2 separate regions of the Homo sapiens genome follow, and region 2 is linked to region 1. A link is a contact called in ENCODE Hi-C or POLR2A ChIA-PET data. All regions are on one chromosome and are shown on one strand. The core of a region is the stretch at or near the end of the contact, and the rest is flanking DNA. Distances in the headings are between cores, read along the strand shown. Region 1 holds the start of IL4I1 (interleukin 4 induced 1). Region 2 holds the start of ZNF473CR (ZNF473 cis regulating lncRNA).

The links. A loop is a pair of places that touch in the nucleus more often than their neighbours do. ChIA-PET counts read pairs that join two places held with the same protein, here RNA polymerase II (POLR2A). Pooled maps may share reads with other maps.
Region 2: a loop to region 1 is called in a pooled map, with 2.2 times the contacts of the local background. The contact joins the promoter of ZNF473CR here to the promoter of IL4I1 in region 1. A Hi-C loop is called at or near these places in 1 of 50 pooled maps. POLR2A ChIA-PET finds 5 or more read pairs at or near these places in 3 of 52 experiments (AG04450, GM12878 and T-cell).

What each region holds. Positions count from the first base shown.
Region 1 is chr19:49,892,118-49,898,399 of GRCh38, forward strand. It overlaps IL4I1 (interleukin 4 induced 1), which reads right to left and starts at 4,770. Exons shown (of 8, transcript NM_152899.2): 1 at 4,718-4,770; 2 at 4,031-4,065; 3 at 3,698-3,936; 4 at 2,951-3,063; 5 at 2,151-2,352. The coding sequence starts at 4,043. RefSeq lists enhancers at 3,256-3,305, 5,700-5,879.
Region 2 is chr19:50,047,790-50,054,130 of GRCh38, forward strand. ZNF473CR (ZNF473 cis regulating lncRNA) reads left to right here and starts at 2,800. Exons shown (of 5, transcript NR_138096.1): 1 at 2,800-3,405. ZNF473 (zinc finger protein 473) reads left to right here. Exons shown (of 5, transcript NM_015428.4): 5 at 1-987. RefSeq lists enhancers at 2,846-3,055, 3,087-3,767.

The DNA of each region.
Region 1 (6,282 bases), core at 3,520-6,019:
GTTGCCCAGGCTGGAGTGCAGTGGCGCCATCTCAGCTCACTGAAACCTCTGCCTCCCAGGTTCAAGTGATTCTCCCACCTCACCCTCCCAAGTAGCTGGGATTACAGGCGCCTGCCACCACACCTGGCTCATTTTTGCATTTTTAGTAGAGACAGGGTTTCATCATGTTGGTCAGGCTGGTCTCGAACTCCTGACCTCAAGTGATCTGCCTGCCTCGGCCTCCCAAAGTGCTGGGATTACAGGCGTGAGCCACTGCGTGCCAGGTACCCGCCTTCTGACTCTCTGGGGAAGGCCTCATGGTCACTCTCTTTGCCCTGAATCTCAGCAGAACCAAGATCCCCACTTACCTCAGTCCATGTCTTTTATGGCAGCTCTGGTTCTGTGAACAGTGTACAGTGCCCAGACCACCTGCCCTCAGGGCTCTCCCACCTACACATCTGGCACCTATTGTTTCCCTGCCTGTCTTTGCGTGGCACATGAGTGCGTGTTCTTCAGCACTTTGTTCGAATCTCACCCCCTCCCAGAAGCCTTGCTGCCCCCATCTAATTTCAGCCTTCTTCTTGGTCCACCTGGCTTCCCCCTTCTGGCCAGGACCTCAGAGGGAAGGCAGTGCCCCTTCACTCACTCATGCATCTCGCATCTCTCAGACTCCCAAACCAGTCAGTGTCAAGGCATAGAAATGACCTGGACATGGCCCCCATCCTGGTCTAGAAGGGGAGATGGGCAAGTGGGCTCTGACCTGGGTGGGGAGGGGATGTTGGGTGTGGCCAGTTCCTCCCTAAAGGTATCAGGGAAGGCTTCCTGGAGGAGGGGACATTGGAGCTAGTTCTTGAGGGCTGAGCAGGAGTTCCTGTGTGGGGAAGGGAAAGGCATTCTGGAAAGGGAGGGTGATACACAGGTATAGTGGGTGTGAGGAACACAGAGCTGGGGGCATGTGGACCACCATGAGGACAAAAATTTCTTAGAGGAGAAAAGAGCATGAGGCTGGAGGGGTGCAGAAGGGAAGGCCAGTCAGGGCTCAAAGCTGAGCCTGAAAAGATCAGACTTTGTCCTGGAGGCAGCGGGGAGCCACTGGGGGCTGTGAGCAGCATCACTCTGGGTGTGTGGGAAGACGTTTCTGGTACCAGGCTGGGGAGACTAGAGCCTGGGCAGCTTGAGAGGAGGCTGGGGGAGGGTCCAGGGCAGAGGAGGAGGCCTGAGCTGGGGCAGGCAGAGGGGAGCAGGGCACAAGCGTCAGGCGGCAGGGGTGGGCACTGATGGTGGGGGAGGTGGGCGAGGAGGAGGTCAGGAGGAGGATGGCTCCTAGGGGTCTGCCCGTGACTGCGGGATGGTGGGGCCATCGTGAGATGGGGGCACCGGGAGGAGGAACAGGTTTAGGGGAAGCTTCTGAGCCCAGTGTCCTGGGGAGGGACACAGATCAGGGTCTCGGGAGGCAGATGTCTCCATCAGCCCATGGATCTATGTTTAAGCCAGAGGTGGAGACTGGGGAGGTTATCCAGGACAGTGTGTGGGTGAAAGGGGAAGAGGCCAAAAGCTGATGCAGCTTTGGGGTCAGCAGTGTTTACGGGGAAGCTAAAGAAGGGAGTTGGGGCCGGGGGCAGTGGCTCACGCCTGTAATCCCAGCACTTTGGGAGGCTGAGGCAGGTGGATCACGAGGTCAGGAGTTCAAGATCAGCCTGGCCAAGATGGTGAAACCCCGTCTCTATTAAAAATACAAAAATTAGCTGGGCGTGGTGGCGGGCGCCTGTAATCCCAGCTACTCGGGAGGCTGAGGCAGAGAATTGCTTGAACCTGGGAGGCGGAGGTTGCAGTGAGCTGAAATGGCGCCATTGCACTCCAGCCTGGGTGACAGAGTAAGACTCCATCTCAAAAAAAAAAAAAAAAAAAAAAAAAAGAAGGGAGTTGAGAGATGACCCATATGTGTAGAAGCCCCTGGGCTGGCCCATTCTCATTCTCGGATTTCAGTGAGTAGGTCAGTGGTTAGACCTCATGGCACACATCCCCTTGGTAGAATTTCCATCTCCACCAACAGGCGCCCCACCCCATGGAGGGGACTGAAGGGATGCCAGAGAGAAGAAAAGCCGGGCCGGGGCGAGCTTAGGAGGAGGACAGAGAAGTCAGGGCGGGAGGAGGGTGCAGGCGGTACCCACCTGGTTGAGAGCCATCTGGTAGATGTCTTCGGGCGAGTGGCCCTTTTCCTGGGGACGCAAGGCGTAGCCCAGCTTCTCGGGCACCTTCTCCACCACATAGTTGCGCAGCTTCACTTCGTGCACCTCCGTCCACGTGTTCTTGTCGTACTGGGTGAACTTGGTCAGGTTGAGCCCCAGGCCCTGGCAGAGCTTGTGGAGGATCCTGATCAGGGGAGTGGGTGAGTGAGGGCCGGGCTCCAGTGGGGGTGGCCTGGTCCCTAGTGGGACTTGGAGAAGAGGGGTGGGAGGGGAGAGTAGCTGGGGACCAGCATGAGGCTGGGGGTGGGGCTAGATTTGGGGTAATCAATGCTGGGGGATGGGAATGAAATGGGGACAAGGCTGGAGGCCTCAGGGCAGTACCAGGATTAGGATTGGGTTAAGAGTGGGATAGAGCCCAGATTAGAATTGGGAAGGGGGACAGAGTTTGGGTTGGACGGGGGTTTGAGATGAAGAAGGGGCCTGGGGCTGGGGTGCCTGAGGGTGTGGGGATGGTGGAGCTGCAGGCCTGGAGGGGCCAGCACAGGAGCTGGCTTTTGCACCAGGCAGGGCCAGCTGGAGGTCTGGTTGGACCAGGTGGCCCGAGTGTTGCCAGAGGCCCAGGGCTGGCGCTGGAGGCAAGACTGAGGTGAGGATTAGGCGAAGGATGGGGTTGGAGGCTGGGTTTGGGAGTCAGAGTGGAAGTTCGGGCCCACTCTGGTGTGGGCATGGAGCTGGGGGGCTAGTTGAGTCTAGGCACACAGGTGGGTGGGTTGCTAGGTCACCTGTGAGAGCTGGGCATGCGCATGGCTCCCAGCTCCCCAATCCAGCCCGTGTTCTGGTCCCGGTAGGTGAAGATGCGGCCCCCGATCCTGTTATCTGCCTCCAGGATGGTGACCTGAGGGAGTCCGTGGGGCGAGGAGGGCCCTTCAGCTCCACCCACTGACCATCCCCTGCCCTCTACCACCCCGTGCCAGCCCCCTGCCTTCTTCCATCCCCACAGTGGCCCAGACCCAGACTAGGAGAGGGTCCCCTTCTGTATGGAGGTGGGGGAACAGAACTGAGTGAGCAGTTCCAGACTGCAGGAGGAAGGCTGCCAGCTAGACTGCAAAGGGACTTCCCAGCTCGGGGAGTTCGGAGATGACCCATATGCGTAGAAGCCCCTGGGCTGGCCCATTCTCATTCTCGGATTGCAGTGAGTAGGTCAGTGGTTAGACCTCAGGGCACACATCCCCTTGGTAGAGTTTCCCTCTCCACCAACAGGCGCCCCACCCCAGGACAGAGGAGCTTTGAGCCAGTGAGACTTCCCTCTGGGATGAAAAACGTGGGACAGGAAAGTCTGGGGCCTCTCAGTGGAGACATGTGACAGCAGGGGGCTTGGGCCTCACCCCCAGACTACAGGGAAAGATAGCCTCTCCCCCCACATCCCCACCTCCACCCCCTCAAGGAGGAACGCGGCCGTGTCCCTGTGCCCAGGGACTCCAGCCTGCAGCAGGAGGGACTCCAGGTAGACTGCAAGCAGTGCTTCCCACCTTGTGTCCAGCATCGCTGAGCACCTTGGCGGCCACCAGCCCGGCCACACCAGCGCCAACCACAATCACCCTCTGGGGCTTCAGGGTCCGATTGAGCCCCCAGGTCACCACCTTGAGCAGCTGCTCATAGTCAGGATCCTGCATGCATTTCTCGAAGGGGTCTTGGCTGCGTTCAGCCTTCCAGTCCTGGGAGGCCACCAGGCTGAGGAGGATGGGGACGAGGACGAGGAGGTGCAGGGCTGGGAGGAGGAGGACAGGGTCAACGGGGTTGTGGCAGGTCGGGGGAGAGGGGTTCTACTCACTTGTTCCAGAGCCCCTCCCCTGCTTACTCACCCAATGGGGCCATGACTCTCGGTGGGAGATGGTGTCTGGGGTGGAGGAGAAGGGAGGGCTGTTGTGACTGAGGCCTGTGACCACTGTAGCCTGACTCTGTCTCCCATGGGCTGCCCAGCTGCTAGAGCCGGCCCTCCCCCAGTCACTGTCCTGCTCTCTGGACCTGTGTCCCCTAACCCCATTCCTTCAGAGTCCCCTGGACCGTCCCTGCCTCCCTCCTCACCGGTCTCCACCTCTGCCACAGCTCTCTCGGGTTCCTGTCTCTTTCTCTTCTTTTCCCTCTTTCTTTCCTTTCTTTCTTTTTTTTTTAACAGTCTTTCTCTGCCATCCAGGCTGGAGTGCAGTGGTAAGATCTTGGCTCACTGCAACCTCCGCCTCCCAGGTTCAAGAATCCTCCCACTTCAGCCTCCCAAGTAACTGGGATTACAGACACCCATAACCAAACCTGGCTAATTTTTGTATTTTTAGTAGAGACGGGGTTTCGCCATGTTGGCCAGGCTGGTCTCGAACTCCTGACCTTAGGTGATCCACCCACCTCGGCCTCCCAAAGTGCTGGGATTCCAGGCATGAGCCCCCGCGCCCGGCCTCTTTTCCCTCTTCCTCATCTCCCCAGCTCCTGACTGCTTCTCAGTCCCTATTTCTGTGGGTCCTGTCTCTCTGTCCCCCCACCACTGGCCGTGTCACTACCTCCAGCTCTTGGTGACAGCAGGACAGCGCGGTCCTCTCCACTGCCCTCCACTGTCTCTGCTGTGGCCCTTTCTCTCCCCTTAAACTGGCAGAGCCCCGCCCACCCCTCCTTTTGGGAAACTGGCCGAGGGAAATGAAACTGGTTTCCTGGAGCTGCTCTGGTCCAATGCTCAGAGTCTAGTTGAGGTTGGAGAAAGGGGGTTGGAGGAAGTTAATCAGTCTATTCACTTCCTTTTGCCCCAGATAGTTCTGGGGTGGTTTGGAGGCCAGAAATAGATGCTCAGGTAACCGTGCCAACAACGGGGAATCCCCTTCGGTTTGCCCCCGTCCCTGATCACCAGGCCACTTGTTTCTATCCTCCCCTGCACTCTCTCTGCCTCCTTGATTCCCACGGGGACAGAGGGGCTACAGGTCCCTGGGCCAGGCCAACTTTCCCCTCCAAGTCCCTCTCCGTCAGGTGTCGCCATGTCCTGCAGGGCCCCCCATGGTTCCACTTCCCTCTCCACTTGCCACCCAGAGCCTCAGTCTCCCCCTCCGTTACATGGGTGTAGCAGTGGGGCTGGCAGCCGTGGTCCCGGGGTCAGGACGTGGGCTCTGAGCCCGCCCTCCCCTCTGTGGCTCTCGTCTACAGCTGTCAAATGACGTCTACAGACGTCACAGTGTTTTAGGATCAAGTGAGTGAATCCAGGTTAAGTTCTGTGGCCGGAACCTGGGGTAGTACTGGAAGCTGCTCCTTTGGAAATGCCAGCTGCTGTGGCCGCAGGGGCACTCAGGGGTTCTATGAGTGACCACCCGGCAGAGGGAAGCGCCCAGGCTTCACCCATCCCTGCTTTAAGAACCACCTCAGTGCTCAGGGCAGGGAGTGGGGCGGCACCTTGGAGTGGGTGGGGGTGGAGAAACAATAGCAGGGACTTTCCTTGGGGTGGGGGAGAGGGAGCCAGGGGCTCCGTGAGGAGGAAAACCAGAGGGAGGCAGATTCTCTGCAGCAAGGGTTGGGTGGGGGTTGGAGGGCATTAACAAGAAGGAAGATGGGAAACTCCCGCAGTAAATCAAAGAGGGATGCGGTTATGGCCGGGAGGGGCTGGGGGGTGAATGTGAGTAACAAGGCATGTGACGCAGGGGCGGGAGGCCGTGGCAAAGGGAAATGATCAAAGAGCTGGAGAGTTCAGGGACCGAAAGAGCTTGGGTCAGCAAAAATAGTGACGAGGGCCAGGGGTGGCTCACGCCTATAATCCCAGCACTTTGGGAGGTCGAGGCAGGCGGATCACCTGATGTCAGGAGTTCAAGACCAGCCTGGCCAACATGGCAAAACCTCGTCTCTACTAAAAATATAAAAATTAGCCGGGCATGGTGGCATACGCCTGTAGTCCCAACTACTCAGGAGGCTGGGACAGGAGAATTGCTTGAACCCAAGAGGTGGAGGTTGCAGTGAGCTGAGATCGTGCCACTGCACTCTAGCCTGGGTGACAGAGCCAGACTCCATCTCAAAAAATAAAAAATAAAAATAAAAAATAGTAATGAGGGCCGGGTGCGGAGGCTCACTGCTGTAATCCTAGCACTTTGGG
Region 2 (6,341 bases), core at 1,550-4,049, 150 kb after region 1:
TTCCTATGACCTTCCTCCATTTAACAGTGTTGGTTATGCAATAAGACACCCAATTTTTCATGGGAGTTGACACCAAAACACAGCTGGATTCCATCAGGAAAGCTGCATTGATCAGGGTGTTAACCGCATATGAAACAACCCATATGGAAGACATACTTAGGGGTCAAACCTGTGGTGTGTGGAAGTGACCACTGGGATGTCATCATTCACCATTTATCCAGGATGGCCGCTCACCAGGCAATTTGCTAGGCTCGGGGGCGGGTAGTATCCATACACTATGCACTACTGCTCTGAAGCTTCTGGAATCAGAAATGAACCCATTTTCATCGACGATTGCTGTTAGTTGACAAGTGACATCTTGAAAATGCCACATTCCCTCATGTCACAGGAAGTTCTGGGATCACCAAGGATTGTTGGAGAGTCCAGTGAGATGGAACCACACAACCAGTTCCCTACCAGTGTCTTGTCAGCTCTGGGTGTTTGTTCCCTGCCACTAAGTGGCTCAGTCACACCTTTGCTGAAACACAGTAGTCTTATGAAAAGCACTGGACACATACTTTGAATACCTTTCATATTTTAGGTGCTGAAAATGGTGAGGGAGTGAGTGCTCTGCACCCTTGGGCTTTTCAACTCTTGCACCTGGAGTTCTGCTGGTTAAGTTTGTTAAACTTAGTTGAAACTGGGAACCTGTTGGCTAACCATTGGGGCCTTACACTGTTTTTCAAATGGTTGCAACATTTAACTTCTCGCACATGGTTCCCGTCCTCTGGAGCTCTGTCTTGTCGGGGAGATGGGCATGTTGTATACCAAAAGAGTGTACAAAGTGTTGCAGGGCTGTGACACAATAGGGACTCTATGGAAAACTGGCAGCCATTGGGTGTGGGGGCAGTCTGTAAATCAGTCACCTGTGTTGCTGCAGGCCAAGGTAGAAACGCCCTCCGTGTGTGCATATTTGTTGGTTCTCTGATTAAAGTTTTGAGTCTAAAAGCATTGGTTCCTTCTCTCAGCCTGCTGCCATGCAGCCACGCATCAGTCCCTGCCTGCCAGGCCTCACGTCTTTGCTGGGGAGGGCTTCTGGTGGCGATCAGTAAGAGGGAGCAGCTCAGTTTTCCCACTGTCTGGGCGGGGCATGCGCCACTGAGGAGGCACACAAGTTCAGCTGGTCCTCAGATGCATCATCAAACAACACTTTTCAGTCTGTGTGTGGGCCTAAGTAACCAAGGAGAGAGCACAGGCAGCCTGCAGTTCACTCTTCACAGACATGTCAGGCCCCAGGCTTGGGGAGTGTTTCTAATTAGCATCCAGTAATACATATAACTTTGTTTATACTTTAATTTTTGTCCCCACCTTTTTCCTTTAGTGACAAGTGACAAGAGATACTAGTTCCTGCTCATGGTAGTAATAGAAAGTTTTTTTTTTTTATAAACTGAGCTGATAGGGCCGAGTGTGGTGGTTCATGCCTGTAATCCCAGCACTTTGGGAGGCCTAGGTGGGAAGATGACTTGAGCCCAGGAGTTCGAGACCAGCCTCAACAACGTGATGAAACCCTGTCTCTACGAAAGAAATATGCAAATTAGCTGGGTAGTGGCCACTGATCACTTAAAAATGATTAAAATGGCAAATTTTATGTATATTTTTACAATTTAAAAACATTTAAAGTTTAAATTTAGATAAAAGTTTAAGTTTAGATAAATTTAAAACATTTTAAAGTTTGTGTGGTAGGCTGGGTGTGGTGGCTCATGCCTGTAATCCCAGCACTTTGGGAGGCTGAGGTGGGTGGATTGCTTGAGCTCAGGAGTTTGAGACCAGCCTGGGCAGCATGGTGAAATCCTGTGTCTACAAAGAATACAAACAGCCGGGTGTGGTGGTACACGCCTGCAGTCAAGCTACTAGGGAGGCTGAAGTGGGAGAATCGTGAGCCTGGGAGGTTGAGGCTACAGTAGGCTGTGATCATGCCACTGCACTCCAGCTTGGGCGACAGAACAAGACCCTGTCTCTGAATAAAGGAAAAAGATGTGATTGGAAAAAGAAATGAGCTACAGGAGCCTAAACCAAGCAAGGCTAAGATGGCAAAACCCAACACCTCTGAGGCTGATGCAAAGACAAGCTCAAACGAGGTCAAGGTATAAAGCAGCAGCAAAGTCTTCTCTAGGGCCAAGGTCTCCCCCAACATTTCAGAGATGGGGACCCCTTGTCGGAACTGATACCCCAGCTAAATTCCAGCTTGACTTCTGGAAGGGCTGGAGACTAAGGTCAGTCAGGGTGATCAGCCCTGTCAACATAACCAACCCCATAACCCTGGGTACCACGGCGTGGGTGAGCTTCTCTGGCAACACTTTGTGTGCGGTCACACATCATTGCTGAGTGCGTTAAATGCTTTCCATATGACTTTACTGGCAGAGGACACCTGGAAGCTCACGCTTGGTCTCTCCTAGACTCCATCCTATGCACCTTTTCCCATTGCTGGTTTTAATCTCTATTCTTTAGCTGTAGTAAATGCAATCAAGTATAACAGCTTTGCTGAGTTTTGTGAGCCCTTCTAATGAATTACTGAACTTAAGGGTCCACTGCCCTCTCTGAGCCTCAGTTTCTTCAGTGGACTCAAGAATGATACTCAGTGTAAGGATTCTCAAAACGAGCATCAGCAGGTTCCGCCCACGCCGGCCTCCTGGGTTCAGTTCTCTAATAACCACCTCCCTTCCCCGCCTACTCCAGCCAATCCTTGTGCTGACTCGGCTCCTGGCCACGCCCTAACCCCACCCCCGCTGCCTCTAAACCCGTCCCCACCCCTGCAGCCTCACAGGCTGCCGTCAGATTCTCAAGCCCCTATTCCTCTCGGTGGCCTAAATCCCCAACTGCTCGGGGCCACTTTTCAGGCCAAAATGGGCCCAAAATGGGGAGGGCAAGTGATGAATGTCACTAGACAGTGGGGCCCTCAAGGACCTGGCAAATGGGGGCTTGGACCTCGGATCGGCCTCCCACGCGAAGCTTGCTCCCCACCAGCATCCCCACGTTGGTGGCGACGCTGCCCCGGCCCCACGGATACTTCCGCGCCTGTCAGACTCCCTGATGAACTACCCTTCCCAGAGTACCGCGGGAGCTCGGGCTCCTGAGGGCGACGGTCCTCTGATGGCAGATGCGGGAGAAACTCTGGCGTCAGGCGGCCCTCGCGTGGAGCACACGAAGTCGTGGCTTATTCTGGCTTCAGTATGTGGGGTGGAGAAGGCGATCCACGCAGCTGCGTCTATTTCCTGTGGATCAATCGCAAAATACGTTCTGTAAGCCCCGCCCCCACTGCGTGCGGGCGGCTTTTGTCTCCACGGCAACCGTCAACTCTGGAAACGCCTGTCTTTCTCCATGGCAACTGTCTACGCCGCAGGCTGGAGCTGCCCATTACCGGAGCCCGTAAGCAGTATGGGTGCTGGACAAACAGCGTGATCGGGTCGTAAAACTTGGTGGAAAACGAATATTAGAGCACAAGGAAGGAAAAACCGGGCTGGGTGGGACTGAAATAGTTGATGTGAGGGAAGATTTCTCAAAGGGAGACTATTTTTTTATTGTTTGTTTGTTTTTTACTTTTATTTTTTCAAGACGGGGTCTCGCTCTGTTGCCCAGGCTGGAGCACAGTGGCACGATCTCGGCTCACTGCAACCTCCGCCTTCCGGGTTCAAGCGATTCTCCTGCCTCAGCCTCCCGAGTGGCTGGGATTACAGGCGCCCGCCACCATGCCTGGATAATCTTTTGTATTTTTAGTAGTGTGAAAAATGGGAAAGTTATTCTTCAAAGATTATAAAAAGTCACAATTTCTTAGTATAAGATTGCTATCCACTATTATATATTCCAAATCAGCTGTCCTAGCTTGCTCCGGCATGCCTGGACAGAACTAGACAAGCCCCAGGACATAGTGCATAGTTAAGGAAGCATCCTTAACTATCCCCTGGGCAACTTCCTTTTCTTTGTTCTGTTCCCCTTACCCAGTTAAAAAAGTTTTAAACTAATAGCCAATCGGGTAAAGTGTAAAATGTGAGGTCCTATTCCAGCCAATGGAAACTGGACACAGCAGTAGGGTAGACACATCAGGTTATAATAACTCTGTCTCCTTAGTTTGGCGGGGTCTCGTGGCTGGACAGCTATTGAGTAGCACCCTTTCTGCAGGAAGTAAAGCTCACCTTGCTGAGAGATCATTTGTTCCCGCATTAATTCTTTTTTTTTTTTTTTTTTTTTTGCGACACCAAAAACCTCGTTCCCAACAGTAGGGGTTTCACCATGCTGCCCAAGGCTGGTCGCCAACTCCTGACCTCAGGTGATCCACCTGCCTCCCCCTCAAGTGCTGGGATTATAGGCATGAGCCACTGCTCCTGTCCCATGAGGCGGCCTTTGAAAAAGGCTTTGAGGGATGAGCAGGAGGTCGCCAGGAAGAGAAGGGAAAATATACTATATCTATAGATCTGGCCAAAATTAAAAGTCTCAACGAGGGTGTGAGGAAACTGCCGTTCTCCTACCCTGCTGGTAGGGAGAGGAATGTCTTCAGCCTTTGAGGAAGTAAATCAGTCAGTCAGTTGGTGATGTTTGCTGAGAACCTTACTGTATACTGGGCAGACGCTAGGGATACAGCGGGGAAAGACAGAGGGCAGGCAGTAACCATGAGACATGATTGGAAATTATAAGTGCTGTGAAGTAGGCTGGGTGTGGTGGCTCACACCTGCAATCCCAGCACTTTGGGAGGCCAAGGCGAGTGGATCACTTAAGGCCAGGAGTTCGAGACCAGCCTGGGAAACATGGTGAAACCCCGTCTCTACTAAAAAGACAAAATTAGCCAGGCGTGGTGGCGGGCGCCTGTAATCCCAGTTACTCAGGAGGCTGAGGCAGGGGAATCACTTGAACCTGGAAGGCAGAGGTTGTAGTGAGCCGAGATCACACCACCGCACTCCAGCCTGGGCCACAGAATGAGACTCTGTCTCAAAAAAAAAAAAAAAAAAAAAGTGCTGTGAAGTAAACAGGCAGGGGCTGAGATGGGAATGAAGGAGGGACTGTGGGATCAAGAAACATAATTCTTTGAGAACATAATGTGAAATAATATAAATAATATCAACCTCAAGAGAAATGTAGAGGAATACTATGAATTGCAGCTGGAATCTGCCCTAAATGTACATTTCTTCTTCCTGGTGTTTGTGACAATTTGAGTTGGGGTTTTCTTTTAGTCACAGCTGAAGGCATCCTGATGTGCTAGCATAAACAAGATGAGTGTCTTGCTTTTGATGCTTTTAGCTACTCAAGCCAGTAAATTATCATTCTTGTTTGAACTGTGTGAGAGGTGGTCAAGTTCAACATTTGAAGGGAGAGTTGAGAGATACTGAGTGGGAGAGAGGGATAGGAAAAACATGCCTTCTTTCTGTTTAGGTTTCTAAGGTGATAGGAGATAAGCCTGGAGCTGCTCGTGGTCACCTTGCCACCATGGGGGGAGAACCTGCCAGAAAATGAAACTAACCAAAAAGGAAGCTGAGCTAAGAGGAGTGACCAGATTACTGACATGTCTCTTAAACACCTGGATCCATCTGTTCCTGAAGGCAAAACTGTTCAATTACATAGGCTAATAAATTCCCTTTCTTCCTTAAACAAACAGAATACTCTTGGCTGGAAATGAATCTCTATCTTATACCAGAAATTATTTAAAAATCCAGATGGATCAACAGCCGGGCACGGTGGCTCACGCCTGTAATCCCAGCACTTTGGGAGGTCGAGGCAGGCAGATCACGAGGTCAGGAGATTGAGACCATCCTGGCTAACACGGTGAAACCCCATCTCTACTAAAAATACAAAAAATTAGCCGGGCGTGGTGGCAGGCACCTGTAGTCCCAGCTACTTGGGGGGCTGAGGCAGGAGAATGGCGTGAACCCAGGAGGTGGAGCTTGCAGTGAGCCGAGATTGCGCCACTGCACTCCAGCCTGGGTGACAGAGCGAGACTCCGTCTCAAAAAAAAAAAAAAATCCTGATGGATCAAAGTTTTAATTGTGAAAAAAATCGTAAAAGTACTAGAATAAAATATAGCAGAACTTTTTTTTCATAATCTTCGGGGTGAAGAAGGCCTTTGTTAGCATGATAGTAGATCCAAAAACTATAAAGGAAAATACAGATAGATTAAAATACCTAAAAATTTAAAAACTCTGTATAACAAACATAAACAAAATTGAAGAGAAACTGGGAGAAAATATTAGTCACTTATATACCAAAGTGTTAATATGCGTAATATATAAGGACTTGCCGTTATAAATCAATACAAAAAGGCTTCTCAATTAAAAATGGGCAAAATACATAAATAGGCAATTCACAGAATAGAAAAC